2 separate regions of the Homo sapiens genome follow, and region 2 is linked to region 1. A link is a loop called in an ENCODE intact Hi-C map of the cell type or tissue named here. Cell type or tissue: PC-9. All regions are shown on one strand. Links, peaks and the distances in the headings refer to the core of each region. The heading gives the core; the rest is flanking DNA.

What was found. Peaks named below come from ENCODE experiments on the same cell type or tissue, not always from the same donor. Only the 100,000 strongest peaks of a DNase experiment are listed, where the experiment ranks them.
Region 2: a loop joins it to region 1, with 2.7 times the contacts of the local background. A loop is called at or near these places in 4 of 110 quality-filtered maps.

What each region holds. Positions count from the first base shown.
Region 1 is chr6:30,998,656-31,015,134 of GRCh38, reverse strand. It overlaps MUC22 (mucin 22), which reads right to left and starts at 4,661. Exons shown (of 4, transcript NM_001395414.1): 1 at 4,359-4,661. The coding sequence starts at 4,428. In PC-9, for the core only: no CTCF peak of the experiment used is centred there; DNase peaks (open chromatin) are centred at 7,244, 9,634 and 10,594; H3K27ac peaks cover 3,849 bases.
Region 2 is chr6:31,053,777-31,070,255 of GRCh38, reverse strand. It overlaps the pseudogene HCG22. Among named protein-coding and RNA genes, the nearest start is that of C6orf15, 51 kb to the left of the region's middle. RefSeq lists enhancers at 1-174, 16,215-16,479. In PC-9, for the core only: a CTCF peak has its summit at 11,772 (motif pointing left); DNase peaks (open chromatin) are centred at 9,905 and 11,885; H3K27ac peaks cover 3,854 bases.

The DNA.
Region 1 (16,479 bases), core at 3,392-11,391:
CATTCCAAAGTCAAGTACTAGGCAACTAGGTGGTAATCAGCCATATAGCTCAAAGAACACAGGAATTATTCAAACCAGCCAATCCTAAACTGTTCACCCTGCCTTTCCTTGCCTTTCCCACAGAAACCCAATAAAAGGAAAGACATAAATCTTTCCTTCACTCCTGTCTTCTGCCTCCTGACTACCTTGATGTCTTTCTCAGGTGGTCCCGCATGGCAGTGCCATGCCTCCTGTCTCTAGGGCCTGTAAGCCTCTCCTCTTGTGGCTGCACTTTGACTGACTGTATCATAAAATAATACAAAATACTGTTTTTCTTCCCTCTCCTTGGGCTGAAATGATGATGACACTGGAAACCATATGTTGAAGACGGAAGAACCATATTCACCCAGGATCCCTGAATGACTGCATGGAGCAGAGCTCCCACCATCCTATAATACTTACCTTAGGACTGGTACAAGGGAGAAAAATAAACTTGTTTTTCAAAGCCACTTTCGGGATCTCCTTGTTACAGCAGCTTAGCATTACCCTAACAGTGCATAAGGTTTTAAAATAATTTCCCACCATAAACTCTCTCTCTCAGGAAGCTTCTAGAGAAAGTGATGCTCCAAGATGGAAAAATAAAGCCAGAAAAAAGATAAGAATTTACAAGGGAAAAAAGGGAATTTCCAGAATGTTGCTGAATACAGATTGCAGGACAAGAGATCTAGCAAGCAACCAGTACTGGTTGGACAGAGGCTTCTAAATGGGATTGCTCTGGTTGGACAGAGGCTTCCAAATGGGATTGCTCAAGGGAAAAAAGTGAAACTGATAGATTGCCTCATGTGTTTGGAAAAGACAGGGATACTTCTGGTGGAGGTTTTGGGATGAATTAATTACATATATGAAGAAAACTATGGACATTTTAAAAATGAGGCTATTATTAATATCTAGAAAAACAAAAATTACAAGAACGGATGGTCATCACAATGCAATTATATGACCCAGTTATAAATGTTACTAGAGGTCATTTATACTTATTATAATGTCATCACAATGCAATTATATGACCCAGTTATAAATGTTACTAGAGGTAAAATTTATAGTTATCATAATGTAAACACTAAATGCTAGTTTAACACCAAAAATTTGATACAGTCATTTGGGGAGAATTGTGAGCGGGAATGTGAGACAGTAAGTGTGTAGGGGGAGTGGTCTAACCTAAATCTTTCTTTTCATTAGAAGGAAGACAATAAATCATGCCCAAAGCAGGAAAAAAAACCCAAAAAACCTCAACCAACAAAGAAGTAATGGTAGTAAGAGAATTTATGGCCGGGTGCAATGGCTCACGCCTGTAATCCCAGTGCTTTGGAAAGCTGAGGTGAGAGGATCCCTTGAGCCCGGGAGTACCAGGCTGCAGTGAGCTATGATGGTGTCTCTGCATTCCCGCCTGGGTGACAGAGTGAGATCTTGTCTCTAAATAAATAGATAAATGCAGTATGAACGTAAATGCCAACAGGAACCCTGGGAAGCAGGACTCAGAATAAGAAGCAATTGGGGCAAGGGAATCAGGGGCTGAAGTTTTATGAGAAGCCTTGTAGGACTACAAGTATTTCTTTTTCAGAACTGCTTACATCCATTACCTAATACAATAAAATAAAATAAACAAGTGAGTGGGAGGTGAGAAGTGACATAGCAAGTGTGGGGAAGTCCTTCAAGAATGGGGGTGAGGGGCCAGGCCCGGTAGCTCACACCCGTAATCCCAGCACTTTGGGAGGCCAAGGTGGGTAGATTGTCTGAGCTCAGGAGTTCGAGTCCAGCCTGGGCAACACAATGAAACCCCGTCTCTACTAAAATACAAAAAATTAGCTGGGCGTGGCGGTGTGCGCCTGTAGTCCCAGCTACTCAGGAGGCTGAGGCAGGAGAATCGCTTGAACCTGGGAGGCAGAGGTTGCAGTGAGCCGAGATTGCAGCACTGCACTCTAGCCTGGGCGACAGAGCCACACTCCATCTCCAAAAAAAAAAAAAAGAATGGGGGTGAGGAGGAGAGTGGAGGGAGAGGTGGTGGCTGAGGAGTGATGCGGGGACGTTAGGATGGACATCATTCAGTGTTTGGTCCAGGGACCTCTGGGATCACACTGTCTGAAGAACCCACGCCATCCCACCAAGCTTACTGAATCAAGATCTTGCTTGGTGGGGTGTCAGGGCCTGGAAACCCAAGTTTTTAATCGTCTCCTTGGATGATACTTGTGCATACAGAACTGAGCTTGTTTGGATGCTGATGGAAAGGACCCAAGAAAGGTAAAGTGAGATGGGAGGGGAAGGAGAAATGCACTGAGCAAAGCCCCTGAGACGGCAGGAGGGTGAGACGGCGCCCAGCATTCAGATGGAGGAGTTGGTCCTTGCTAATCCACTGTAATGGGGCTACAGGAGACACTGTTGGTTACTTTATAGATCTAGTGGTAGGAAAAGAGGAGGGGCCTTTCAGCCCTTGCACACTTGCTCCCTTTTGTTAGGAAATATTATTTAAGTCTATGTTTTACAGTAGACCAAGTGTTCCATGGGGGTCAAGACCATGGCATTTCCCACTCCATTCCTCACCATGGCCTAGCACGCAGCAGTGCCTGGCCCAGAGGAGGAGCTCTATAAATGTTTGTTGAATGACTACATGAATGACAGTTTCTTCTGAGGTAAGGGGACTCTTGTTTAAAATCAGACAGATAGGACTGGAGTTCAGGATTAGGACAGGCGACGGGCAGATCTGGAAGGCATGGGTAGGTAGAGAACAGTTGAAGCATTCAGGGTGAAGGCAAGGGGAAAGAGAAGAAAAAGAACGCCGAGGGAAGTGCTGAAGCGGGCGAGGGAGCGAATCCAGAGTGGGGTGCAGGAAACAGATGCATACTGAGGAAGAAGGGGGAAGCACTCCAAATCCTCCACATCATCCAACCTATACCTTCTCTTTCAACCGCACCTCCCACTTCTTGACGAGCCATCCTACAGTAAAGGCAATGGAATGGATGAGCCAATTAACCTGGTGTCTCATAATTAGGGAAGATATGTTGATGTAAGAAATCAAAGACTGGAGTGAACAGTACTATCTCAGACAGCCCATTGGAGTCACACGGAGCCCAATTCACTTCTCCCCTGGGCTGTTTCCTTTCACAGCCATTGCTGATCCAATGTCAGAGCCAACCCCTCAGTGGCCGAACTCCGGTTTGTTTCTACCAGGGAAGTTCTCAGGGGATTATACATGGATTTGGAATCAGGCAGCATCCGAAGAAGGGTTGAAGCAAAAAATCAAAAAACAGTAGATGTTGGCGTAGATGCAGTGATCAGGGAACACTTCTACACTGCTAGTGGGAATGTAAACTAGTACAATCACTATGGAAAACAGTGTGGAGATTTCTTAAAGAACTAAAAGTAGATCTACCATTTGATCCAGTAATCCCACTACTGGGTATCTACCCAGAGGAAAAGAAGTCATTATACAAAAAAGACACTTGCACACACATGTTTATAGCAGCACAATTCACAATTGCAAAGTCATGGAACCCAAATGCCCATCAATCAACGGTGGATAAAGAAACTGGCATATATATACGATGGAATACTACTCAGCCATAAAAAGGAATGAATTAATGGCATTTGCAGTGACCTGGATGAGACTGTAGACTATTATTCTAAGTGAAGTTACTCAGGAATGGAAAACCAAACATCGTATGTTCTCACTGATAGGTGGGAGCTAAGCTGTGAGGACTCAAACGCATGAGAATGATACAGTGGACTTTGGGCACTAGGGAGGAAGGACGGGGGAGGCACGAGAGATAAAAGACTACAGATAGGGTGGGTGCGGTGTACACTGCTTGGTGACGGGTGCACCAAAGTCTCACAATTCACCAATAAAGCACTTACATAACCAAATATCACCTGTACCCAAATAACCTATGGAAAAAAAACAAAGAAGGATTGAAGGATTTTTACTTGACTTTAGACTGAGATCCTGGTTTTAATTTGGAATTAAGAATGCTATTGGAACTAGAGTTTTCCGGTTAAAAAAAAAAACTTTTATCCAAGATACAAAGGAAAGTAAAATCTCACCCCCCTCCATTTCCCCAGCACCGCCCCACCGCCCCACCACATGTGCTCACAACCACAGCTGGGGGAGACTAATACAGATTTGCTTCTAAGACAGCATCAGAATCATGGTCAGTGGAATTGGGATCAGTACTGGCTTTTGCAGAAATGGGCAAAAAAAAAAAAAAAAAAATGAATCATCATTGTTTCTGGAAGAAGAGTCATGCCTGGGCAGGGGATTCCCCATCTCCTTCAGGGCTTATGTGGCCTCCATGCCCCTCTCCCTCCTTAACTGCTAAGTCACTTACTGGGTCCCAGAAGTCCAAAGAGAAGCAGCCACAGGAACCAGAAAGCAGGAGAGATATTTCCTCTTCTCATCTCTAAATGATGCACATAGAAGTTGTCATTTAGATGCCTGGGTTCCAAAGGAAGGATAGGTCAAAGAGGCAGAGAGACAAGGGGCAAACCCCCTGGGCCTTGATAGAAAATAAAGTTGCACAAAAAGACCCAAAGGCCAGCCAGTGCCAGGGTAAGCCTTGTAGGCAGATGGCATGGTTGGGGGGAGCCCCCAAATTGCTCCACAGTTTGGCTTCTTATTTTTCTTCTTTTTTCCTCGCAAACGTGTCTGTGGCATTTATAGCTGATACTGAGTAGGGGAGGCCAGAACTTTGGGTCCTCCCTCCCCAGGGAGGGGCATTTCTGCGCTGTGCTTTCTGCAGGGCCGTTTGGAGAGATGTACCCTACAGGAATCAAGGCGGAGGAGAGAGCAGAGTCGGCAAGACCAGAGGGCGCACACATGAGGAGGGGCAGGGAGGGAGGCAGAATGAGGGGATCAAACTTGTCGGAGTGGAAGGGACCCACCCTTTGAACCAGAGCTGACCTGAAACCTGTTTTCCCTGGGTATGCCTCATTTTCAAAGCAGGAGGCCTTTGTAGAAGAAAGAAGGAAGAAGAGAAGAAAAGGAAACAAATGGATGGTAAAGGTCAATAGCAGTCTATCTAGGGGAAGCTGGGGATTTGGAGGGTGATAAGAGCATCAGGACACACGCCCGGCTTTCTCCAGAGTGCTCCTTCCCAGCTGCAGAGCAGCACATGGCTACGTGAGTGATACACTCCACTCCCTGTGAGCTCTCCAAGGGTGGGGAAAGTGGACACTGAGTGAGTCTCACTTCTAGTATCAAGCGGAAGTGAGTAGGGAAGAGGATGGGGCACGGAACTACCCATTTCCCTGAGTCAATCTTTGGCAATGGCTCTTAAGCATAGGTCAGGGACCCTGACTCACCTGCGTCCCTATTTCTAGGCTCACAACTAGCAGTTGATTGAAATTTACCCCGTGTAATTCAGATATGCAAGGAAAAATGTAGTTTGGCTTGCTATAACTCACCCAACTCAGTTTCCAGACTCTCTTTCCCACCAATGGCAGGGAAGCCTGGGGTTGGAAATGAGGATACGGGTATAAGCTTGCCAAATATTGGTGATGAAATTTCATTTTCTTTTAAAAGTGTCTCTTTTGGAAGGCATACTGTATGGTTCTAATTATATGAAAGTCAAGTACATGGAAAAATCAACTGATGATGATTAAAGTCAAAATACTGGCTACCTCTAGGGTGGCACTGATGGGGAGGAGGCAGGGGAGGCTTCTGGGGTGATAAGAATGTGGCACATCTTGATCTGGAAAGCGGGTAGGTGAGTGTATGCATGTGTTAAGATTCAACAATTGGCCGGGTGCGGTGGCTCATGCCTGTAATCCCAACACCTTGAGAGGCTGAGGTGGGAGGATTGTGTGAGCCCAGGAGTTCAAGAGCAGTCTAGGCAACATAGCAAGACCCTGTCTCTATTTCTTTAAAATAAATACATTAAAGAATTAAATAAAATTCAACGACTTGAGCACTTATGTGTCCACTCTGCACATTTTACTGCATATATTTTAAGCCTCAATTTAAAGATTAAAAACAACAGTCAAGGGTACAAACTTTCAGTTATAAGAAGAATGAGTTCTGGAACTTTAATCACATGGAGACTATAATTAACAATATTGTATTGTCTATCTGAAATTTGCTAACACACACAGAAAAGAAATGGTAAATATGTGTTGGTGATGTGTTCATTAGTTTGATAGTGGTAATTATTTCACAATGTATACTCATCAAATCAACACATTGTACACGCTGAAAACATATAATTTTTGTCTATTTTACCTCAGTAAGCTTGGGGGGAGAATTAAAAACAATAAGAAAGAAAAAAATTTTGGTGGCTCACGCCTGTAATCCCAACACTTTGGGAAGCCAAGGTGGGCGGGTTAGGAGTTTGAGACCAGCCTGATCAACATGGTGAAACCCCATCTCTAATAAAAATAAAAATAAAAATAAATTAGCTGGGCGTAGTGGCGGGTGCCTGTAATCCCAGCTACTTGGGAGGCTGAGGCAGGAGAATTGCTTGAACCCGGGAGGCAGAGGTTGTAGTGAGCCAAGATCGCACCACTGCACTCCAGCCCGGGTGACAGAGTGAGACTCCGTCTCAAAAAAAAAAAAAAGAAAGAAAAAGAAAACAATGTTTCAGGTCTCTTTTGGGTAAATACTTGGCCATATGAAATTTAATGCCCCTCTCAGGACTGTTTTCCCCCCATTTCAAGGGCTCTCCCCTCCACTTCTTTCCTGCACGTCCTCTGAGGGGGAATTTATGCCTCCTACTGGCAATGTGGGAACAAGACTTCGGCCCTTCAAGCTGGTCTCTCCTGAGCTCCCTCTCGTTCCATCTGGTCACTGGGATCCTGCATTGGCATCCAACGACTCTGAGACACAGTACTACCATTGTCTTCATTTTACAAATAAGGAAACTAAACCATGGAGAAGTCAAGTAATTTGGCCAAACTCACAAAGTTAGTAAGTGATGGAGTCAGGAATTAAACTATCAGTCCAGCTGCAGAGCCTGTGCTCTTCGCCATTATAAAAGGAGGTTGTCATGTCCAAACAGGACTTTGAGTCTGGCCCCTGAATATCTTCCTCCAACCAGACTGCCTGTTCCCAACTTCATCTGACATAGAAATTCTGGAGCTGTCACTGTTAGAAAGTATGCGGAATATAAAACCACAAAGCTACAGAGGCCCAGCTATGTGGAATTTGAAAAACAGATGGACGAGTCATCATAAGGGACATGTCGGGAAAATTAATGAGTTAAGAGCAGGTTGCTCGAGTGGAGCTGACTGGTCCGAGAACATTTTTTTAAATGCCTCCTTGGAGAGTCTGAGTCATGAGGGTTCTGATGACTAGGAAGGAAAGAGCAAACAGGGGTTGTGGGCTTAGGACTTGGGTTTGTTTTAGAGAGTAAGAGATTAGTTTCGCACAGAGTAGGGAATTCCAGGGACCCGGCAATTACGTAGAGTACACAATTTATAAACATAGCATAGATTTGAAATTCGCCCTTGAATGACCTGTGCTGAAAGTTTGATTTAGGAAAGGCCTGTGTTCCAGATTCTCGCTGCCATCTCTCTCAACCTCACCCTGTACCGGCTTAGATTTTCTTCAACCTGGCTGGACAAGGGGTCTGCTTTCCCTTCTAATTTTAGTTTACCCCCAATTCAAGTAGAGTTATTTTCATCACAAGGAGTCTCAATGGTACCTTCCATATAGCATATAGTTCATCAGAAAGTAACAAAAAGAAGAAGATTTTCTGTGAAATATAGCCTGATATGGTCTATGTCTGTGACCCATTTTCCCACAAACGGACCACTCTGATGGCAGCCACTGTCCCTGGATTTGGAGATCTCTCCTACAGCTGCTTAAGCTTCTTCAGCTATCTGGAGCCACCATTTGTGTAGAAATGTCCTATGTGCTTGAGTGCCCATCTTCAAATTTTCTGTTGTGTATACGTTCAAAAACAATTTTGAAAAGCTGTTTTCCCTCCTCTGTCTATGTTTAATCTAAATTTTTTATCATACATTTAATTATTGCAAAGAATGTAATTTCTACCATATTGTAAATGTAGACATTGAAATAATAAAAGTTTTTACTACTCTTTAAAATGTTTCCAGTAGACTCTAAACACTAGCAGCATCTCAATACTCATCATTATCCTTTTTTTAAATTTTATTTTACTTTAAGAGATGTGGGGGGTCTCACTATATTGCTCAGGCTGGTGTTGAACTCTTGGGCTCAAGCAATCCTCCCGCCTCAGCCTCCCCAAGTGCTGGGATTACAGACGTGAGCCACTGCACCTAGCTTCCATTATCCTTTTGAATAACATATAAGCAAGCTCTTCCTCAATAGTCTAGGTTTTTAAATGGTTCCTCCTGCTCTACGAACTTATAGTTCCATTTTACTTTCCCCATATTATTCTACTGGTCTCTCTCCATATATCATATTAAATACCAGTAACATAAATATTCTACTGCTATACATATATCACAGTATGTCTAATTAATAAACCTTATCTCTTAGAGCAGTTTTGGGTTCACAGCAAAATTAAGTGGTAAGTACAGAGGTCCCATAGACTCCCTGCCCCTACGCAAGCACAACCTCCCCACCTCGTTGACGTCAGGGTTTACTCTTGTATATTCTATGGGTTTTGACAAATGTACAATGACAGGCATCCACCATTGTAGTATCATATACAGTAGTTTCACGCCCTAAGAATCCTCTGTGCTCCACCTATTCATCACCCCACCCTCGTAACCCCTGGCAACCATTGACTCTTGACTGCCTTTATAGTTTTGTCTTTTCTGGGATGTCATATGGTCTGTAATAATTTTTTGCTTGAAAAGCTTTTATTGATCACCCTGTCATACTCCTCTGCATCAAAAGATATGTTTATAAACGTCTAAAAAATTTCCTGTGCCTTGTAAGACTCTGTGTTCAATTTATAGCCCCCAGTAACTTTTTGGTGAATTAAGCAAAAATGCTTCTCTTATGATACGTCTTTCCATATTTTCAAGAAAATATGAATCATTAACTTACCTAACATTTTTTATTTTTCATTTTTTTGAGACGGAGTCTCGCTCTGTCGACCAGGCTGGAGTGCAGTGGTGCAATCTCGGCTCACTGCAACCTCCACTTCCCAGGTTCAAGCTATTCTCTTGCCTCAGCTTCCCACGTAGCTGGGACTACAGGTGCCTGCCACCACGCCAGCTAGTTTTTGTATTTTTAGTAGAGATGGGGTTTCACCATGTTGGTCAGGCTAGTCTCAAAAGCCTGACCTCAGGTGATCCACCCGCCTCCGCCTCCCAAAGTGCTGAAATTACAGGCATGAGCCACCTCGCTTGGCCCACTTACCTAACATTTTAAAAATAACACAACTTACAGAGCGCTTACGAAATGCAGGACTATTCTAAGCCTTCACAATAACCCCATGAAGTGGGTACTATTTTCACTCTCATGTTTACAAATATGGAAACTGAGACCCAGAAGAATTAAGGAATTTGTGGAAAGTCACAATGAAATTGGATTTGAAACCAGAAATTCGAGCTCCACAATCTGTGCTCTTAGCTGACATGCCGTATGGCCTCTCTAAGTGTCTTTTATCTTAAGGTGTAACATTAATCAGTTGGAGCTTACAACATCTTTCTCCTTGAAATCATGCCAAATACACAATTGTTACCTAAACCAAGAAACTAGTGAACAGGAAGCTCTTTCCCCTTACAGAAAATGGTGTACAATTCAGGGAAGTGTGCTTCATAGCACATTGCTTTGTCCCAGCAAGTTGTTGACAAATCTTGAATATTCTAAAATAGGCAGACAGACAGATAAGGTGGGTTGGCTGCCATGGGATTTTTCTCCTTGGTTAAATAAGCCACTGCCTCCTCTATTCTTTCTGCTGATTCTGCTCTTGCTCCAATCTCATGAGATACTCCCTCAAGAGGGATGCATTTTTAAAGAGTGGATGGAAGAGAAGAGATTGTTAAAAAAAAAAGAAAGGAAAAAAAGAAGTTTTTATTACTCCTGTTACTTCATTCTACAGTGTATCTGCGTAAATAACACCTTAACACATGCCAAAATTACCAGTTCCTTACACTCCACGTAGCCCTTCACAGGAATTTATATGAGGCAGGAGAAAACAGGAAGTCCTACTCTGGGTATATGATCCCTAAATTAGAGGTGGTTTTTGAGGTATCCCTTCACTAAAAGGCTTTATTTGACACCCTGAAATGTTCTACACCCTGCGGAAATGTGGTAATAATAATATGGGAGCTACAGAGGAAATGTTGGATGTTCATCAAAGAAGAGTCAGAAAAGTGTAGCCCTGACCACAGAGGTGCCCTCAGACAGATCAGTTCTAGGCCACAAGCACATACGGAAGTTGAAGATCTGGAAAATGGTTCCCATCAAACAACCCACGCCTGCATAATACTCTTCAGGAAGTCTTTATGTACGCCCAAGATGTGGGGGCACAGATGCCACGTGAAGATCATTGTGCTAAATCCACAGTGCAAAGGCACAGGTCTAGATGGGCAGCCCTTTAACCCTGTCCACTTCCTGGACTTTTGCTTGGGTCACGCATGCTTGGTGGGCTGGGGCTTTGTCACATTACAGGAGTAGGTGTATTCCATGACGAAAGCTGGGTAATGATGCTTCCAAACTCTACCTGCACACCCCAGTTGCTGGGAGTAATGAGATACTCACAGCACAACTATGTGAATCAATCACAAGGTAAATTGCTCACCAGGGACTCCCCCCTTTTCTCCTTCCTCTAGCTCAAAATGCCCATTCATTTGAGTCATTTGTTGTTTATTTTTGGAAATAATTTTTTAAAATTTGAGACAGAGTCTCACTCTGTCACCCAGGCTAGAGTGCAGTGACATGATCTCAGCTCACTGCAACGTCCACCTCCCAGGTTCAAGTGATTCTCCTGCCTCAGCCTTCCAAGTAGCTGGGACTACAGGCGCGCACCACCGCGCATGGCTAATTTTTGTATTTTTAGTAGAGACAGGGTTTTGCCATGTTGGCCAGGCTGGTCTCAAACTCCTGGCCTCAAGTGATCTGCCTGCCTCAGCCTCCCAGAATGCTGGGATCACAGGTGTGAGCCACCATGTCCGGCCAGGAAATAAAAATTTTTATTTACATAATGTGCCTGGTAAAAATTTAAGAGCTGTATTGAGCTATAATTTACATACCATATAGTTCACCTGTTTAAAGTATATAAACCTGGCTGGGCAAGGTGGGTCATGCCTCTAATCCCAGCACTTTGGGAGGCTGAGATGGGTGGATCACCTGAGGTTAGGAGTTCAAGACTAGCCTGGTCAACAGTGGTGAAACCCCATCTCTACTAAAAATACAAAAATTAGCCAGGCATGGTGGCACTCGCCTATAATCCCAGCTACTTGGGAGGCTGAGGGAGGAGAATCTCTTAAACCTAGGAAGCAGAGGTTGCAGTGAGCCGAGATTGCGCCACTGCACTCCAGCCTCGGTGACAGAGTGAGATTCCATCTCAAATTTAAAAAAATAATAAGAATAAAATAAAGTATATAAACCAGTGGTTTTAGGCCGGGTGCAGTGGCTCATGCCTGTAATCCCAGCACTTTGGGAGTCCAAGGTGGGTGGATCACCTGAGGTCAGGAGTTCGAGACCAGCCTGGCCAACATTGTGAAACCCCATCTCTACTAAAAATACACACACACACACAAATTAGCTGGGTGTGGTGGCACGCACCTGTAATCCCAGCTACTCGGGAGGCTGAAGCAGGAGAATCACTTGAACCTGGAAGGTGGAGGTTGCAGTGAGCTGAGATCACGCCACTGCACTCCAGCCTGGGCGACAGAGCAAGACTCCGTCTAAAATAAATAAATAAATAAACCAGTGTTTTTTAGTATATTTACAGAGTTGTACTTGGTGAAGCTTTTCATAGACAGACTCAAATCTTTTTTCTCTATTCCAGCTCTTCTTTTTTCCCTTCTAATTCTTCTCTTCCATTTCGTCTCTTTTTCTCTGTTTTGAGCCTTATTACTTGCACGTTAGTCTTCCTGGATCTATCCTCCAAATGTATTATATTTGCCGGGTGATTTTTATTCCTGTATAATTGTGTCTGTTTGAGTTATTTTTCGCGCTTGCTCTTCCGGATTACTAGCATAATTCTCTATAATGGCCAGCCTCTTTCAATTTGTCTATTAAAATTTGAAAATACATGTTTTACTATTTTTTTAAAAAATGATCTAGCTGGACACCCTTGCCTGATCTTATTTCTTTTCATGCTTTTCCACATAAGGGTTTCCACAGTTCCTATCAGTGGGAGGCACCTTTTCAGGGTGTTCAACTTGTCTTTCCCTTCTGGTTTCTGGATCCCTTTAAGTGAGCAGATGATGATGATTGCCTGCATATGGCTCAGCGTGGCCTCTCTGTTCCTCAGTGAGCAGGGGCATGCAAACCTTCCCCCAAAGACTGAGGGAGCTGAGAGGCTGTGGAGACAAAGTGACTCCATCTTGGATGCTAATCTGCCATGTTGACTTCTGATTAACCCAGGTCCCATGAGTCACATGGGCCTCATTCCTACTTTATTTACTGTTCTTGGTAAGGACATGTACTTACTGTAAATCCTGTCTTCGTTTTTTGTTTGTTGTTTTGTTTTTAGAGACAGGGTCTTGCTCTGTCACCTAGGCTGGAGTTCAGTGGTGCAATCTCAGCCCACTGCAGCCTCTAACTCCTGGGCTGTAGTGATCCTCCTGCCTCAGCCTCCCAAGTAGCTGGGACCACAGGCACATGCTACCACTCCCAACTAATTTTGGTTTTCTTTTTTGTAGAGATGAGGTGTTGTTTTGTTTCCCAGACTGGTCTCAAACTCCTGCCCCCAAGCAATCCTCCCTCCTCTCCCTCCCAAAGCTCTGGGATTACAGGCATTAGCCACCACATCCAGCCCCTGCCTTTAGATCAAAGCAACCTTGATATTATGGCATAAATTACAGGCTACGACGCACATAGCATTCCTGCCTGTTCTGAAAGGTTGCTTTTAATTGTCTCTACAGGAAGTATACACCCTTTCCGGGGTAAGCCCTGGGTCTGGGGGTAACAGGTGTGGAGATCTACCTGACTTGCTGCCACCCAAGACTACACTTCTGTCTGTAAATTCCCCAGCAAATCACCATTTACTGACAAACTGGATCTATCTGCCTTGTTTTTGGTTTCTCGGCTCCTTCAGCGTTTGGGAGCCACTTTACATGTATGACCCTTTTATGGAACAAAGGCTGAATGAAATAAGTGGCTAACAAATCCAGTTTCTCCAAAAGAAATTTTGAACAAGGACTAAGCAACAGAAGCCACGTCTGGGAGAGCTGCAAGACGATGGACACTCCAGAAAACATCCTTTCTATAGCAAGGTCTTAGGGTAAAATATATGCAGCTGGTCACATCTCAGACTTTCTTGCCAAAACCCATAACCACTCCGGAGGTTAAAGAAGCATGTTTGTGAAGGGTTATTTATGCAGCAGGCATTGTTTGAAGACTGTGCTGCAGTGCACTTTGCTATGCAAAAGTGGACCACTGGTCATCATGATGTGTCCAGAATTGGTGGCTTCTTGGTCTCACTGACTTCAAGAATGAAGCCGCAGACCCTCGCGGTTACTGTTACAGCACTTAAGGTGGCGCGTCTGGAGCTTGTTCTTTCCGATGTTCGCATGTGTTCACAGTTTCTTCCTTCTGGTGGGTTTGTGGTCTCGCTGGCTCAGGAATGAAGCTGCAGATCTTCACGATGAGTGTTACAGCTCACAAAAGCAGCATGGACCCAAAGAGTGAGCAGTAGCAAGATTTATTGCAAAGAGCAAAAGAACAAAGCTTCCACAGTCAGGAAAAGGACCAGAACGGGTTACCACTGCTGGCTGGGGCAGCCTGCTTTTATTCTCTTATCTGGCCCCACCCACATCCTGCTGATTGGTAGAGCCGAGTGGTCTGTTTTGACAGGGTGCTGATTGGTGCGTTTACAATCCCTGAGCTAGACACAAAGGTTCTCCACGTCCCCACCAGATTAGCTAGATACAGAGTGTGGACACGAAGGTTCTTCAAGGCCCCACCAGAGCAGCTAGATACAGAGTGTCGATTGGTGAACTCACGAACCCTGAGCTAGACTCAGGGTGCTGATTGGTGTGTTTACAAACCTTGAGCTAGATACAGAGTGCGGATTGGTGTATTTACAATCCCTGAGCTAGACATAAAGGTTCTCCACATCCCCACCAGACTCAGGAGCCCAGCTGGCTTCACCCAGTGGATCCCGCACCGGGGCTGCAGGTGGAGCTGCCTGCCAGTCCTGCGCCGTGCGCTTGCACTCCTCAGCCCTTGGGTGGTCGATGGGACTGGGCGCCCTGGAGCAGGGGGTGGCACTCGTCGGGGAGGCTCGGGCCGCATAGGAGCCCATGGAGGGGGTGGGAGGCTCAGGCATGGCGGGCTGCAGGTCCCAAGCCCTGCCCCGCGGGAAGGCAGCTAAGGCCTGGTGAGAAATCGAGTGCAGCGCCGGCGGGCTGGCACTGCTGGGGGACCCAGTACACCGTCCGCAGCTGCTGGCCCGGGTGCTAAGCCCTTCATTGCCCAGGACCGGCAGGGCCAGCCAAGCCCACGCCCACCCGGAACTCCAGCTGGCCCGCAAGCGCCGCGTGCAGCCCCGGTTCCCGCTCGCACCTCTCCCTCCGCACCTCTCCCTCCACACCTCCCTGCAAGCTGAGGGAGTGGGCTCCGGCCTTGGCCAGCCCAGAAAGGGGCTTCCACAGTGCAGCGGTGGGCTGAAGGGCTCCTCAAGTGCCGCCAAAGTGGGAGCCCAGGCAGAGGAGGCGCTGAGAGCGAGCAAGGGCTGTGCGGACTTCCAGCACCCTGTCACCTCTCAATGGCAGCTTTGCTTCAAAATGGCGTCCCTGTTGCCGTGCAACAGGCTGTATTCCTACACTCCACCTCTCAAAACTGGCCCTGACAATTTCACGTGCTCATCTCTTCCATGATAGTCCCTGGGCCTAAAGGGAGGACCCTTGATAGTGCATAGCTTTAGCAGCAGTGCGTTGGCTCCACTGGAGGCAGATAACACAGCAGCAGTAAAGGCTCAAACAAGACAGTAAGGAACGTACGAGTACAGCACCTAAACCAAGAAGCAGCTTATGCCACCAGGTGCCCCAGGACCCAAACCAGCTGTGAAGCCAATTATTCAAAGTAGGGGTCTGAGAGCTTGGTTATGTGGGCTTTTATATCAGTCATTAATTTAGCGATATTAACTGATTCATCAGGAATATAAACACAGCAGTTTTTCCAATTGCACAAGTGCCCCGTTGTGCAGCGTGAGTATATGTAAAGCCTGGTAATTTGGGAGGACAGACTTTCTCATGACAGTGACTTCCATGTTTAAAAGAGAGATTCCCATGCAGCTATCATTTAAAGTTTTCTTTTTTTTTATTTTTTGTAGAGTTTGTTTTTTTAATTTTTTGAGTCAGAGTCTCGCTCTATCACCTGGGCAGGAGTGCAGTAGCACGGTCTTGGCTCACTGTAACCTCCACCTCCCAGGTTCAAGCAATTTTCCTGCCTCAGCCTCCCAAGTAACTGGGATTACAGGCATGCGCCACCACGCCCAGCTAATTTTGTTATTTTTTGTGGAGATGGGGTTACACCGTGTTGGCCAGGCTGATCTCGAACTCCCGACCTCAACTGATCCACCTGCCTTGGCCTCCCAAAGTGCAGGGATTACAGGCTTTATAGAGTTTCTATATGCCAGATAATATCTTCAATAACCGGATGAGGAAGACAAATGGAGGCCAAACAATCATACCAATAAAAAACAGATCAGAACCAGTGGGATTTCAAATGAGGGAGATTGATAGGCTTTGTAGTGTGTGAACTATTCAGTCTGTGCCCGTGTATAATCCAAAGAACATCTTCCTAAACATGCAGGGGGTAACCAAGGCCATAAATTGGTACCACATATCCAGGAAGTTCCATTTGGGGCCAACCAAAAGATTCCTGCACACAGTGTCCGTTCTGTAACATGCCCAATGAGTATTTTATTATATTATAGCATAGTATATAAAAATCAGTCTCTTGCTATCCATCACATATCCCTTGTGCAATTTGGCCAAGTATCTTTAGAATGATTCATTTGTTCCCAAGACTGAGGAGCAAGTTGACTAACATGGCCAAAAGACGGAATTAACCAAATAAACCCAGCCTGTTTTTGGGTATCAGGTTGTTTTGTTCTTTATTTAGGGTGTTGTCACTCTCTAGCAGGAAATAGCCTATCCAGCCTGGGGCTATTTGTCGTTCCAAGCTCGGTGTGTTTCCTCCTCGGTAGTATATCTGCTGGCATCTTCATGTGCAAAAGACACTGGTTGTCAATGAGGTCTGGGAGCAAGCAAAGCAGTCGTCTCAATTACCCCTATGGGAACAGTGGTAGGCTTGGGGGACCGTTGTCCTAGACGGTCACATGGGGCAGGCGTCCCTGCTTTGGCTGAATTTAAAGAAATAAAGGTTGGAGATAACACATT
Region 2 (16,479 bases), core at 7,755-15,754, 51 kb before region 1:
GATTAAGGCTTCTATGAGCCATGATCATGCCACTGCATTCCAGCAAATTAAAAAAACTTAAAATTTTTTTTAGGCTTGACTTGAAACTCAGAGACCTTGAAAAAGAAAGAAAAAGAAGAAGAAAGAAAGAAAGAAAGAAAGAAAAAAAGAAAGAAAGAAAAGATGGGACCATTGGTCGCCATGGACACTGTTTCCACAGCTACTTTGCTATTTTGATTGTCATTGCGTATTGTTTGAAAGACTCTGCTATGAGAAAAATATAACTATTTCTCAATTTAACCGTGATAGACTATAAGTAGATAAAATAAGGTTGAGACAGATTAAATAAACTATTAAGGGGAAGAACTAGACTAGAACCCAGGTTTTCTGGCTTCTTATCTGGTGTCTGTTTTCACTCTGAAACTCACTTAGGGTCACGGACTCACTGACTCACAGATTCAGTGTGACAAAGATAATCAGAAACCAAGTCACTGTAACAAAAGCCCCCTAAAGACAGGACACCAGCTCACTGCTGTATCCTCAGTGTTGACGTCAGTGTGCTTGTCCAATAATCCACACTTAATAAATGTGAGTAGAATGAGTGAATTAATTAATTAATGGTTTAGTTGTTTAGTTTGTGAGGGAACAAGTATCTGAAAATGTTAAATGAATCACTGAAAGTCATTTATATATATGTGTGTGTGTATATATATACATATATATATATATATTTTTTAAATACAGAGTCTTGCTATGTTATCCGAGCTGGTCTCCAACTCCTGAGCTCAAGCAAACCACTCGCCTCGGCCTCCCAAAGTGCTGGGATTACAGGTGTGAGCCACCTCACCCTGTAATATAATATAAATGCCGAAAGTCATTTATATTTTATAGGTTGTAAGACATATATTTATTTTCCCATTTATCATCTCTTGAATAGGGATGCGTCTTACAATCAATGGCGTGTCATAGTTTAACCCGCTGTGTTTTCCTCTTAGTGCTGCATGAAATAATGGTATGTTTTCCGGCAACGGAGCTTTAGATGCAATGAGGAGCAGCAGTTGTTTGTGGACATACGTTGTGTCTCATGTCAGTGAGTGCAAGGAAAGGGGGAGGTGGGGGTGACCCCGTGGGATGCAAAACAAGTCAACTTCTCCAGGCCCTCAGAAGTGGCGCTCAATCTCCAGAGAGGCGCCCATCTCGCAGAGGGCCACTACCCGGTCATTGCCACTAGGGGGCTACCAGACATTTCATCAGGAAGACACAGGCAGTCTTTGGGCCTCTCTTCCGACCAGGCCATTTGTTGCCATGGATATTGTTTCCATAGTTGCTTTGACTGTCACTGCATTTCCCCTGATTATCTGTTTTTGCATGCTGAATATATACTATAATCCAATCTTCATCCTCATCAATTTAACAATTTTATCATATCTAGATTTTTCAAATGGCCAGTTTTCATCAATTGTGACGTTCATGGCATTTGACTTTGTTAGTGAGTTCTGCTTTTGCAGCCCCTGTGTTCCAGTATACAATACTGCATTATACCTCAGCTCACTTCACAAATTGGGTATCCACTGCAAGCAACTAAGCACAAGTAGTGAATACTAATCCAAATGAAAGAATGGGTCTGTTGTGGTGTTAGCGCAAGAGAAAATTCCTCTGCTCCATGGTGCATTAGTAGTAGCTCATTTTGCTTGCTGCCCCATTTGATTACATTGTTGGTGGTAAATATCACTGCTGAAAGTTCCATGAATTTCTTAAAGGTCTCCAAAGAAGATGTGGAACATTGAAGCATTTCACAACGTTTGCATGTACATGACAGCAATATTCATTCGCTTCTGCCAGGCACCTTGAAGGCAAAAGCTATTTACATGGCTCTCCACTGTGTTCTCATAGCCATGCACAGGCTTATATGTCCTCTGCAAAGATGTGATAGATGATCAAAGGAAACATCCAGTCTCCTCCCTCTCCCTCTCCCTCCCCCTCCCCCTCCCTCTCCTCCCCCTCCCCCTCTCCCTCTCCTCCCTCTCCCTCTCCTCCCTCTCCCTCTCCTCCCTCTCCTCCCTCTCCCTCCCCTCCCTCTCCCTCTCCTCCCTCTCCCTCTCCCTCTCCCCACGGTCTCCCTCTCCCCCTCCCTCTCCCTCTCCCCACGGTCTCCCTCTCCCCCTCCCTCTCCCTCTCCCTCTCCCCGCGGTCTCCCTCTCCCCCTCCCTCTCCCCACGGTCTCCCTCTCCCTTTCCCCACTGTCTCCCTCTCCCTCTCCCTCTCCCTCTCTCTCCACGGTCTCCCTCTGATGCCGAGCCGAAGCTGGACTGTACTGCCACCATCTCAGCTCACTGCAACCTCCCTGCCTGATTCTCCTGTCTCAGCCTGCCCAGTGCCTAGGATTGCAGGCGCGCGCCGCCACGCCTGATTGGTTTTCCTATTTTTTTGGTGGAGACGGGGTTTCGCTGTGTTGGCCGGGCTGGTCTCCAGCTCCTAACCGCGAGTGATCTGCCAGCCTCGGCCTCCCGAGGTGCTGGGATTGCAGACGGAGTCTCAATCACTCAGTGCTCAATGTTGCCCAGGCTGGAGTGCAGTGGCGTGATCTCGGCTGGCTACAACCTCCACCTTCCAGCTGCCTGCCTTGGCCTCCCAAAGTGCCGAGATTGCAGCCTCTGCCCGGCTGCCACCCCGTCTGGGAAGTGAGGAGCGTCTCTGCCTGGCCGCCCATTGTCTGGGATGTGAGGAGCCCCTCTGCCTGGCCGCCCAGTCTGGGAAGTGAGGAGCGCCTCTTCCCGGCCGCCATCCCATCTAGGAAGTGAGGAGCATCTCTGCCGGGCCGCCCATCGTCTGAGATGTGGGGAGCGCCTCTGCCCCGCCGCCACGTCTGGGATGTGAGGAGCGCCTCTGCCCAGCCGCGACCCCGTCTGGGAGGTGAGGAGCGTCTCTGCCCGGCCGCCCCGTCTGAGAAGTGAAGAGCCCCTCCGCCCGGCAGCCGCCCCGTCTGGGAAGTGAGGAGCATCTCCGCCCGGCAGCCGCCCCGTCAGGGAGGGAGGTGGGGGGGCAGCCCCCGCCCGGCCAGCCGCCCTGTCCGGGAGGTGAGGGGCACCTCCGCCCGGCAGCCCCGACTGGGAAGTGAGGAGCCCCTCTGCCCGGCAGCCACCCCGTCTGGGAGGTGAACCCAACAGCTCATTGAGAACCGGCCATGATGACGATGGCGGTTTTGTCGAATAGAAAGGGGGAAATGTGGGGAAAAGATAGAGAAATCAGATTGTTGCTGTGTCTGTGTAGAGGGAAGTAGACAGGGGAGACTCCATTTTGTTCTGTACTAAGAAAAATTCTTCTGCCTTGGGATGCTGTTAATCTATAACCTTACCCCCAACCCCGTGCTCTCTGAAACATGTGCTGTGTCCACTCAGGGTTAAATGGATTAAGGGCGGTGCACCATGTGCTTTGTTAAACAGATGCTTGAAGGCAGCATGCTCGTTAAGAGTCATCACCACTCCCTAATCTCAAGTACCCAGGGACACAAACACTGCGGAAGGCCGCGGGGTCCTCTGCCTAGGAAAACCAGAGACCCTTGTTCACTTGTTTATCTGCTGACCTTCCCTCCACTATTGTCCTATGACCCTGCCAAATCCCCCTCTCCGAGAAACACCCAAGAATGATCAATAAATACTAAAAAAAAAAAAAAAGAAAAAGAAAAAGGAAACATCCATGCCACCTCCTTTCATGGGTAGAAGGTAGAAGCTGAAAAAGTCTTCTGGGTATGGAAACTCACGAATACCTCGAGGCCAACTTGGTTCAGGGTTGCTGCCTAAAAAACTCTGGGTGAGGTCCTGAGTTGAAAACAAAACATCTCTGCTTGTGTTCAATTTTCAAATTCTTTTGAGGGTGAGGCCTGAGAAGTCGCAAACATCTTAAAAAGCAGAACTCACTAGTAAAGGCAAATAAATGCCATAAATGTCACAATTGATGACACGTTCCCTACCATCCATCACACACACAAGAATGTTTTTTCTGTGTATCCACGACTTGTTTTCAGACTGGGGGCTCCTCAAGAATAGGGACTGTGTCTGGTTTTTCTTGCTTGGCTCAAAACCCAATACAGATTGGAGGAAAGATCCGAGAGCCTGCCATTGCAAGCCTAAAGAAGAGAAGACTGAAGGATAAAAGTGTTCATACCTGTGAGTGATTTTTGTAGAGACAGTGCAGAACAGTTCATCACTTGAGATTCAGTCCAAATGAGATAAAAAGTGAGTAATCCTGGAGCCAGGAAACCTGAGTTTAACTCCCTCACCCCCCACCCCTCCCTGCCACTTACCGTTAAGGAGGTTTGGGGACAATTTATTTAACTTCTCTGAACTTCAGTCTTTGCATTTCTAAGACAGGATGGTTCTCCTACCTCACAGAGGTGATGTGAAGATCAAAAGAATCCACATATGTGACAGCAGCTCAAAGTGCCCCACAAATATGTCACAAGTCTCCGGTCAGTTACCCTATCCCTTGGGAAGCTTTCCAGGATCTGCACAGGCTGAATGAGATCCCTTCTCTGGACTCTGCCCGAAAGCATTCCTTTATTGTAGCACTTAGCATGTTGCACTGTAATTGCTGGTTTTCTTGTCCTTGAGGGTAAGAACTATGTCATTCACTTCTGTTGGTTGGCTGCCTCTGTTCCCAAAAGAATTCCCAGCACCATACTAGACAGTTACTAAAGGAATCCTAGGCCAGGTGCAGTGGCTCATACCTGTAATCCCAGCACTCTGGGAGGCCAAGGTGGGTGGATCACAAGGTCAGGAGTTCGAGATCAGCCTGGCCATCATAGTGAAACCCTGTCTCTACTAAAAATACAAAAATTAGCCGGGTGTGGTGGCACGCGCCTATAGTCCCAGCTACTCAGGAGGCTGAGGCAGGAGAATTGCTTGAGCCTGGGAGGCGGAGGTTGCAGTGAGCTGAGACCACACCATTGCAATCCAGCCTGGGTGACAGAGTGAGACTCTGTCTCAAAAAAAAAAAAAAAGGAATCCTAATTTCCTTGTGTTTACAAATAAGACCAAAACAGAAGAAATAGCACCAAAAGAAAGCATACATTTATTCGTTTATTCCAAAATGTGTATTTCATCCCATCTAAGATGACGTTGAATGCAAGATGCAGCATTACTTATGCCCCACTAAGGAAGAAAGAGTGCTACTGACTGGTTCATGATGTGCTATCAAGTGTAAGACACTTTTCCATTTTTAAACGTTTCTTGGTTTTTTTTTTTAGGCAGTGTCTTGCGATGTTGCCCAGGCAGGTCTCTAACTCCTAGCTCTGGGCAATCCTCCCACCTTGTCCTCCAAAAGTCCTGGGATTACAGGCCTGAACCACTGCAGCCAGTGGACATCTCCATTTTATTTTTATTATTATTTTTTTAAGACAGCATCTCACTCTGTCACCCAGGCTGGAGTGCAGTGGTGCAATCTCGGCTCACTGCAACCTCCACCTCCCAGGTTCAAGTGATTCTCTTGCCTCAGCCTCCTGAGTAGCTGGGACTACAGGTGTGTGCCACCAGCGCCCAGCTAATTTTTGTATTTTTAGTAGAGACGGGGTTTCACTATGTTGGCCAGGCTGGTCTCCAACTCCTGACGTCAAGTGATCCACCTGCCTCAGCCTCCCAAAGTGCTGGGTTTACAGGTGTGAGCCACTACGCCCATCCGACATCTCAATTTTAGATTACGATCCAATGGGGAAGATGTGCATCAGAGGCTCAATGAAGCATATGATTATTAAATATCTAATCTATCTCATATATTGTCCTCAAAACCCCTATTCTCAAGGAACTGACATTCTAGTGGAAGGAGACAGACATAAAACAAATAAGTTAACACGTAAATAAGCATAAGTTCAGATTGTCGTCAGCTCCATAAAGAAAATAAATATGGTAATCTGTAGAGACTGAAGAGAGGGGTTTGTTTTAGATGAATCACAAGAAAGGTCCTGAATAGATCTGAAAAATAACTACGTGTTTTCTAAGGTGTCAAACAATACCTCGCTAAGGGAGAGTGTTGAATCACTGTTGCTTCACCAAACATTCTTGTTTAGAAAGACAGGGGACTGGACCAGAGTGTGCATTCGCAGACGTTTTAATGAGAGGTGACACTCCCCAAAAGGCATAAATCCTGTTCAGGCACAATCTAGAGGGGTGTGCTTACTTGCCTGGTGTCCTCAATCTGGACTTGTGCAAGTTGGGTTCAGCTGGACCTGGTATGACTCCTTGATGACACCTGAAGAGGTCCTTTAAACACTGGACTTCATAAAGAGAAAAGGAGGATTAGCTGTATGATTAACTGTATGCATTTACCAAAGGCATGGAATGCACAGATATGTGCGACAACTTATAAGTGTCATCTGAGTATGAGTATATTATGGTTTGAGAGTCAACTACCAAATCTTGTAGTTCAGGTCCCAGGAGTGGTTAGAAAGGTATTTCCCTTATTCATTGAGGCTTCATTTTTTTTTTCTTCCCTTATGGGTGTTCTGCAGCATCTTCTCCTTGTCTTTTCTACCTTCAATACTCTCCAGAGACCAGATCTTCATGTATATCTCTCTGGGCTCTCAAATGCCAAAACCATACTCTCCTTCACGGTAGCACCCTGAGGGGGTGGACTTATTCTGGAGAAAGCTACGTGGCAAGTTGAAGGAGACTGACTGGGTAAAGCCCCTGTGCCTCTGGCAGAACTGCTGCCACAAAGGGATATGCGTATCCTGGGAATAATTAGTACAGGCCAGTTGCTACTGACTTTAAGGATGTTCCTTATGCTTCAATCCTATGTACAACTCTGGGATCTTTGGAGAGCAGCAAAAAGACTGAGATTGAATTTCCCTCTAATCTGACAGGAGCAGAAATTAACATTTTCTTTCTTTTATTTTTCTCTTCGAGACAAGGTCTCTCTCTGTTGCCCAAGATGGAGGGCAGTGACATGATCACAGCTCACTGCTGCCTCGACCTCCTGGGCTCAAGCAATCCTCTCACCTCAGCCTCCCAAGTAGCTGGGACTACAGGCATACACTACCATACCCAGCTAATTTTTAATTTTTTTGTAGAGACGAGGTCTCACTATGTTGCCCAGGCTGGTCTTGAACTCCAGGCCTCAAGCAATCCTCCTGCCTCAGCCTCCCAAAGTGTTGGGATTACAAGCGTGAGCCACTGTGCCCAGCCTTTTTCTTTCTTTCTTTCTTTTTTTCTTTTTTTTTTGAGACAGGATCTTGCTCTGTCGCCCGGGCTGGAGTACAGTGGCACAGTCATGGCTCACTGCAGCCTCCACCTCCTGGGCTCAAGCGAGCCTCTTGCCTTAGCCTCCCAAGTATCTGAGCCTACAGGCATGTGCCACCACACTCGGCTAATTTTTTTTTTATTTTTAGTAGAGACAAGGTCTCACCATGTTGCCCAGGCTGGTGTAGATCTTCTGAGCTCAAGTGATCTTCCTACCTCGGTCTGCCAAAGTGCTGCGATTACAGGTGTGTCATCCTGCCTGGCCAGAAATTAACTTGATTGAAAGAAAAGAAAAGCTTTTGATATGCTAGCGTTTTTGCATGCATGCTTTTGCATGCTAAAGTTTCTATGCCATTTACAGAGATTTCATGGTCTCTTCAATTGCTCTAAGTTGTCCTTGAGGTGCAGAAACTCAAGCACACAGACTTCTCAGCTAGAATTTGTAGCTCTAGCAATTCCTTTGTTTATTGCACAAACCTAGCTTGTACCGAGACCAAAAGTTCTGCCCCCTTGAAGACCAAGGCAGATTCTGGAATTCCTTGTGCTTGCCAATACCCTTTGACAAATGCCCAGCCCCAAACCCCAGCCTGAACTTCAGGAGGAAGATTTTATAGAAACACATTGGACTTTTCCTGCCTGTATATTAACCAAGAGACTCTTCTGTCACTCTTTTTTCCTGCAATAAACTGATATTCATGCAAGTATCTCTAATCACAAAATTCTCCCTTGGCCACTTGCTGCCTCCATGGGGGCAGAAGAGGGAGATCATTTTATTATTCTCCCATTCCCCACTATGTGTAGCTCCCACATTCTTAAAATCCTGAGCACTGTGTCTTCCCAAATGTGTCATGGAGATATTCGCAGAAGTCTGCATGTTCTAGATGATGTTTATGTGTCATATCATTTAGGATCCCATTTAGCTGGAATCACAAGAAGCTCACCTCACTGAGCTCCGGCACACTGCTCATCTCATATACGAAATGTCCGAGAGGAGCAGCCCAGGGCTCAGTATTGCCATCGGGCACCCAAGTGATTTCTTCCCTCTGCTCCACTCTCAGCTTGAAGCCTTCACCCTGCTGTGGGTCTCCCCCTGACCTCAGCATTGCTGAGCCCCAGGTCTCATATCTGCATTCCAGGTAGGAAGAGGAACGAAGGGGAAGGGGCAAAGGGCTTTCTCCTCATGAGCTTTGGCCTTTTCATCTGGAAGGGACACCATCCCCAGGAACTTATGCCTTTATCACATTGGCCAGAGCTGTATCTCCTCACTGCACTGGCTGCAAGGGGGACCGGGAAATTGGGGATTTGGGAAATGGTTTTCTTCAGCTGGGCACATTACCATCACCCCCAAAACTCAGGTTCTCCAAGTGTAAGGGAAGGGGAGACTAGAGCTGTTTCTGTCACGTTTTCCTTCAGGTAATAATCTTGAAAATCCCCATAATATAAGCATTTCCTGGATTCTATTGATGACCAATATAAAACCAACATAAAGCTAATAGAAATGATTAGTCTTTACAATTGCACAGCCTAACAAGAGTAGAACGAGAACTGTCTTAAAATTTAAACGGTGCATTTGCATTAAGGGCCCAATAATCCCGCAGCTGACTGAGAGACTGAAGGTCTTGAGAGAGCTTGTACAGAGACGATCCATGAAAGAAGGAAAACATCAAGTGGCAAATGAGATTTGAGAAACTAGGCTGTAGCAATCACTACAATATTAATGTTGGAGCGAAGAATTCTTCAGTAAAGAAATATCATGCATTACATTAAACTACTGCTGTTACTTCTAACGTTATTGGAACAGTAGAGCTATAAGCATAAGGAGTTTATACTTCATTTTCTGTTTCATATATATTTACGTTTAAGCCAACATGGCGAGTTCTCAAAAAATCTCTTTTCCAGCCAGGCACGGTGGCCCACACTGTAATCCCAGCACTTTGGGAGGCCAAGGCGGGTGGATCACCTGAGGTCAGGAGTTCAAGACCAGCCTGGGCAACATGGTGAAACTCCATCTCTACTAAAAATACAAAAATTAGCCAGGCATGGTGGTGCACGCCTGTAATCCCAGCTACTCGGAGGCTGAGGAAGGAGAATCGCTTGAACCCAGGAAGTGGAGGTTGCAGTGAGCCAAGATCGCACCACTGGACTCCAACCTGGGCAACAGAATGAGACTCTGTCTCAAAAATATATATGTATCTTTTCCTTTAAAGGTGTTTATCACATAAGTCTGAGAAATATTGGTTTAATATTTATTTAATCAATCCAATTTTTTCACTTTAGTATTTTAATTTATTATTCCGTGTTTCCGACTCTGTATCATAATACTACAATTCCATTATTTAACACTGGTGGTGATGCTGCTCATAGTGGCATCAGTAGTGAGCAAACAATAATCAACTGTCTTCACATATCTTTGATTCTTTGGTTTTTGTCCTGAGCTCCTCACAGAGCTGTTATATCCAATGCCCCGGCCTTGTCTGTGGTCTTAGCCATCATTCATAGGTGCATGAATATGGTGCATTTGCATTAAGTAAGGACAAATCTCTTCTTCTATCAGGCAGGGCTTTTCTCTTAGAGGTTAGGTCTGGACTTCGTGTCCTCATTTCACACCGCGATTGACTAAGATGAGACTCATTTATTTGCTACGGTGGCCAGTCCCACACAGGTGCTCATACATACTTGCTGAATGACCAGTTGACTACATCCTGTAAATGTGACCCTTTGGCCTGGGTGGTAGGAGAACGCGGGCATAGTCCTCTTAAGAGATAAGTTGTATCCTTCAGCTTACAGGTAGACTGAGATAGACAGACTGGGAGACGTAGAGTGTTGAGCTCATGCTAGGCACTGAATAAATATTTTGTTAAGGCCAGGTGCGGTGGCTCATGCCTGTAATCCTAGCACTTTGGGAGGCCAAGGCGGGTGGATCACCTGAGGTCAAGAGTTCGGGACCAGCCTGGCCAACATGGTGAAACCCTTGTCTCTACTATAAATACAAAAATTAGCCAGGCGTGGTGGCATGCGCCTGTAATCCCAGCTACTAGGGAGGCTGAGGCAGGAGAATCACTTGAACCTGGGGGGCAGAGGTTGCAGTGAGCTGAGATCGCGCCACTTCACTCCAGCCGGGGCAAAAGAGCAAAACTTCGTCTCAAAAAAAACATTTTTTTTTTTTTTGGTTAAATGAATGAATGTAGAGATATGTCCCAGACAAAAACAGATAAAATTTGCTTTATTGATTTGATCAGACTTACCGAATATCTCTTATACCTGAGCTGTGTGTAATTCCTCAAAACCTGGTAGATAGGTAAAGGCGATTGTCCAGAGGAAGTAACCAAGGTCAGGCAGAATTAGGAGACACTCAGAGCAGATGGGCATCCTTCTGAGTGTCCTCCACATGCTTATTCCAGGGGCCAGCTGCCTTCCTCATGTGGTGGTCCCAGGGCTCCAGACTAGGGCGGAGGAGTGGAGGCCTGAGGATACACATCATGCTGTATAGTCTTGCAGAGGCGGATGAGGGGTCTCCTTTTTCTAGAACCAACTGTAGTCACTGCTGGGGTCCTCTTTATGGTGTACTGTAGTCCATGACATGGGGATGATAAATAACCCTGGTGGATGGATTTAATGGAGGCAGGAAACACTCTTTCTAGGGAGGAAGAAAATGGTTTGGTTTTAACACTCTGTTCTTCTCTTAACCCTGGTGGTTTGTAATTTATCACTTCTGCCCAGCCTGTTTCCCTGGCTCTGGGAGTCTGCTAGATGTCACTGTTTTCTTCAGATCCTGACACTGACTACTAGAGATCAATACTTGCCAAAAATGTGGACGACATTTAGGGGGAAAAAAAAGCCTTTTGTTTTTTTTTTTTTTTAGATGGAGTCTCGCTCTGTTGCCCACGCTGGAGTGCAATGGCACGATCTCAGCTCACTGCAACCTCTGCCTCCCGGGTTCAAGCAATTCTCTGCCTCAGTCTCTCAAGTAGCTGGGATTACAGGTGCCCACCACTATGGCTGGCTAACTTTTTTGTAGTTTTAGTAGAGATGGGGTTTCACCATATTGGCCAGGCTGGCCTTAAAGTCCTGACCTCGTGATCCACCCACCTCGGCCTCCCAAAGTGCTGGGATTACAGGCGTGAGCCACCGCACCCTGCCAAAAAAAACTTAAACCTTTTTTGTTTTTTTTAAAACAACTTAAAAAAAACTTAAACCATTAAAGTTTAAAGAAAAAAGCATTTTGACAAATGAAACTTGGGAGGAATGGTAATATAGTTCTTATTTTTAAAACTTTTCGAGTTAAAGGTTTAAAAGTCAAAAATTTAGCAAGTTTGGGAGCATAGACTTTCCTCTTACTTCCCACACCCTGAGCCTTTTGAGCCATCTCTTGTTTTTAGTCTCTACATGAAATTAAGAAGGTGCTAATGCTAGTGACCTCTCTGGGCCAATGCCTGGTTTGGAGGAAGGAAAGCATCTTTTGTTCTAGAGCAAGAGTGTCCAACTTTTCATGGTGATCCACATGATCAGAAATCCAATTGTTTATGGTAACAGCGAAGTCCAGAAGGTCCTCCCTCTACTGGTGAATACTGAACATGACTCATGCATGAGTCAGGTACATATGGACGCTTTCATTCCATTTTCCTCTTGTCAGCATCCTTCAGAATGCTCTAGTTTCATGGTGTCATTTTAGCAGAATTAAATGTGAACACCTCATCTGTATCATGCATTACTTTCGGCTTTACTCACACTTACAAACTGATCCAAAGCTGTGGATTTGCATCTTGGAGCAGGGGTCAGTGCACAATGGCATCAATGACCGCAAGAATTAACGAGGCTTTAATGACCTGCCCGAGTTGGCTAATCCTGCAAGCCGCCACTTGTTAAAATTTCGACATGCACTTAATCCGTAGGTCAGGATGGCCAAAAAGGACCAGCCCTTCCCCCTCAAGCAGCAGGCCAGAAGCAGGAGGCTTGGGTTTTAGATCAAATGTTAGCGAGAGGAAGCCACAATGTGGGGTCCCCCAGATCACCTCCTTTTCTTTCTGATCAGACTGACCAAAAATCACAGATTGCCTTGACCGTTCTGTGACCCAGCCAGCTGCAGGTTTTCCCCAGCAGGCTTGAACGCAAACCAGGGCCTTGAACACTCCCAGGCACTAATAAAGGTATCTAGGTTGTTGCCCAAAACGTTGAAAGAAACTGGCTCCAGCCCTGAGTCAAATTCCCTAAACCCTCATATAAACTCCATACCCTGACCCCCTTGCTACAGACATGCTTAGGCAGAACATCCCTTTTCCCTCCCTGTCGGCAGGGAGGATTGCTGCAGTCCTCTGTAAGTTCCCCTAATAAATGCTTTGAATTGATCACCCTGACATCTGGGCTTCTTTCTTTGGAATCCCAATTGGCCCCATCTCTGGAGGGTTTGGGCCACTCCCTGTGGGAATTTCCCTGCTGCTGCTTTTGGGATGATTCCAGCTGGGAGTTTGGTGAGATGAAACATGCAGGGCTGGCATGGAATTCTTTTGTCTCCTCTTGTAGAAACAACAGGGACCCTCAGAGACAGAAAAATACCCAGAGCTCCTCTTTGAGAGCTGGTACAAACTGTCTCTTTGGTGCAGGGTAGTGGTGGCTCATAAAAACCCACTCAATTTTGGTTTTAAAAAAATCTTCTTCAGAACTTCAGAGTAGGTAGTAATTAACACAAGAATATGTAATTTCTGATATGAGTGGACCACCCAGAATGTTTCTAATTCATCCACTCCTCTGGTCCCCAGTTCCTTGTCTTCTTAGGAAAATTTCCTCTTTTACATCCATCTGTACCTAACGGTTCATGCTTTGCCCTGACTCCCGCTGTGTCTTACCATGTTTGTGTTCTTATGTTTCTCACTCTCAGCCTCTCTTCCCTTTCTCTCCTTCCTGTCTCTCACAGCTTCCTCTGTCCCCAATGCTTTCTGCATCTTTTGTGCCAGGTGCTCTTTTCCTTTCTCTCCACCTCTGTCTTTCCAGGAGTCTTTGCAGAGCTCTCTCTATGTAGGCTTCCTCACGCCTGACGATTTCTTGGGCCTCTGTACCTCAGCTCTCCATGCCCACCGCTTATCCTCAGTTGGCCTCGTTCCCCTGATGCCCTGAATATTCCCAGACCAAATACTCACCACAATGAAGCCCAATCCAACAAAGAGCACAACAGTGACTGTGGTTGCAGCCAGGGATATGAGGATAATTCCCATGGGTGTCAGGAGCCTGGTGGGTTTCACTGCTGTGACTGAAGTAGTTCACAGAAGGTGAGTGTCACCATGTTTAGTGGTTTCATCTTCTGTGGTCCCTGGGTCTGCAGTGACGGAGTCCTCGGTGGTCCCTGGGTCTGCAGTGATGGAGTGTTTGGTGGTCCCTGGGTCTGCAGTGACAGAGTCCTCAGTGGTCCCTGGGTCTACAGTGATGGAGTGTTTGGTGGTCCCTGGGTCTGCAGTGACGGAGTCCTCTGTGGTCCTTGGGTCTGCAGTGATGGAGTCCTTGGTGGTCCCTGGGTCTGCAGTGACAAAGTTCTCAGTGAGTGGTCCCTGGGTCTGCAGTGACAGAATCCTTGGTGGTCCCTGGGTCTGCAGACACATAGTCCTTGGTGGTCGCTGGGTCTGCAGTGACAGAGCCCTCGGTGGTCCCTGGGTCCACAGTCACATTGTCCTCAGTGGTCCCTGGGTCTGCAGTGACAGAGTCCTCGGTGGTCCCTGGGTCTGCAGTGATGTGGTCCTCAGTGGTCCTTCCATCTGCAGTTACATCATTTTCTCTTATTCTTGAGTCTTTAGGGCTGGTCTCTGGGTGCTTAGTGGAAATGCTTTGGCTTAGTCCTACTAAAAAGTAATCTCATTTAATGTGAATTGTTGATGGCCTATCCTCATCTGCTCTGCTCAGTATTTTCATAACTATCCTCACATCCAAATGACACCTCTCCCCAGGTAATGTGGTGAGATTTATTCCAGTTAGGGATCATTTGGCATTTTTGGTTTAATTCTGGTAAAACATATTCCACAAGAATCCTCTTGCACTACAATATGGATTATCTTTGCTGAGCCACGCCCTTCGAAGGCCTGCTCACCCAGCTTTGACTCTGTCTTTTCCAGGTCTGGTCTCTTTCCGTGGGACACTAAACCTGACTCTTTCTCAAGCTCACTCCTCTCTGAACTGGTGTTTCAGCAATTGGGGTATTCTGGCTCCATGTTCATAGGTGTCTCCTCTCATCCATTTGTGCCTGCGGTTCTGGCAAACCAATGAGGCAGAAGCTGTGATTCATGTTAGAGATTACACTCAGGTCATGCTTGGTATATGATTTAAAATGAGACAGCTGGCCAGGTGCTCCATCTCAAAAAAGGAAAAAAAAAGCATGAGACAGCTTCTGGGTCAGATCTGGGGCTAACGTGGTAGGCTTGGAGGCAGGGAAGATTCAAGGTGGTATGGGGGCAGGCTTAGGGGAGGAGTCATGAGGGGTGTGGGTGTGATCTAGTTGGACTGAGGGCAACACTGAGTCAGGTATAAGTACAAAGAAGAGATGAGTCCTCTTCGTCTCCAGCCCTCACTGCCCCAGGCAGCCGTCAGGACTTGGGAGTATTCTTATTCTTAGGAATACATGTAGCTTACATGGCATAAATTTTGAACTTTTGGTACTCTGCCCAAATCTAGTCATCCCTCCCTACTGCTGACGCTCCACATTTTTCTAATAGGGTTCAAGTCTTCCTTCCTTCCTTCCTTCCTTCCTTTCCCTCTCTCTCTCTCTTTTTTTTTTTTTTCTTTGAGACGGAGTCTCCCTCTGTCATCCAGGCTGGAATGCAATAGCGCGATCTCCACTCACTGCAACCTCCACCTCCCAGGTTCAAGCGATTCTCCTGCCTCAGCTTCTCAAGTATTTGGGATTACAGGCGTGCGCCACCAGACCCAGCTAATTTTTGTATTTTTACTAGAGACTGGGTTTCACCATGCTGGCCAGGCTGGTCTCAAACACCTGACCTCAGATGACCCACCCGCCTCAGCCTCCCAAAGTGCTAAGATTACAGGCATGAGCCACTGCACCTGACCGTTTCTTTCTTTTCTTTCTCTTTTTCTTTCTCTCTTTTGACACAGGGTCTTGTTCTGTGATTCAGGCTAGAGTTCAGTAGCACAATCATGGCTCAATGCAGCCTTGGCCTCCTGGCCTCAAGTGATCCTCCCACCTCAGCCTCCCGAGTAGATTAGACTACAGGCATGGGCTACCACGCCTGGCTGATTTTTTTGGTTTTTGTAGAGATGGTGTCTCACTATGTCGCCCAGGCTTGTCTCAAACTCCTGGGCTCAAGGGATCCCACTCCTTCTCATCCTCCCAAAGCGCTGGGATTAGAGGAGTGCCAAATTTTTCATTTCTCCAGGAAAGTTGAAACAAAGAAACTTAAATAAAATGCACAAAATCAAAAGCAGAGCATTTCCTTAAAAGGGGATATGAGAAAGACGCTGGGGTCCCTGCTTCCCTGTGGCAGGTGATTGAGGGTAGATAACAGGGTCCGGAGTTCCCAAGGTTCACTCACCTATTCCGTACCTTCGCTCGGGACTGGCCCTGTCTGAGTCCCAAGAGGCTCCTTCTCCAGGGACCCTGACTCCATCTCTCCAGGTCCCGGGGACTTTTGCATCCTTCTCACCAAAATTAACTCCTCCACCCCGTTCTGAACACCTCAGGAGAAGCAGGAGCAGCAGAAGGGGGACGTAGCGGGGCATTTTCTTCTCATCTCAAGAGAATCCACATGGTGCTAGCCAGGACACCTTTTCCTCCCTCCTTCTCTCAAACTTTTTCCACCCTGCCCTTCTCCTTCCACCCGCAGTGGCTGTGGGTTTATATGTGCTTTGCCGAGGGAAGCCAGAGCTCCGGGTCTTCCTTCCTGGAGGGAGGAGCAGCTTCTCAATTACCCCCTGTCACTCAAAGGAGTGGCCGGGCAGGGCAGAAGAGGCTGTCATGAGGGGAAGGGGGGCTCTCAGCTTTGGACCAGAGCCCAGAGTCGAGCAGCCACAGGGGATCAAGCCTGTCAGCGTGAGTGCACTGCTTTCTGATGTGGAGCCTAGTTGAAAACCATCCTCCACCCGGTGTTTCAGTGCTCAGGGAGGGCCTCGGCCTTCCTTCCCACAGGTGGCCACAGTAAAGTCAGGATGACCAAGGAGGGCATAGGCCAGGCCTGCCTGGGGGATGATGCTTGGCAGGAGGAGAGCTGGGTGTCAGAGGGTAGAGGACATTTGGTAAGGACCAAGAGAAGGTCCTCCAACAGAAGGAGAGGAA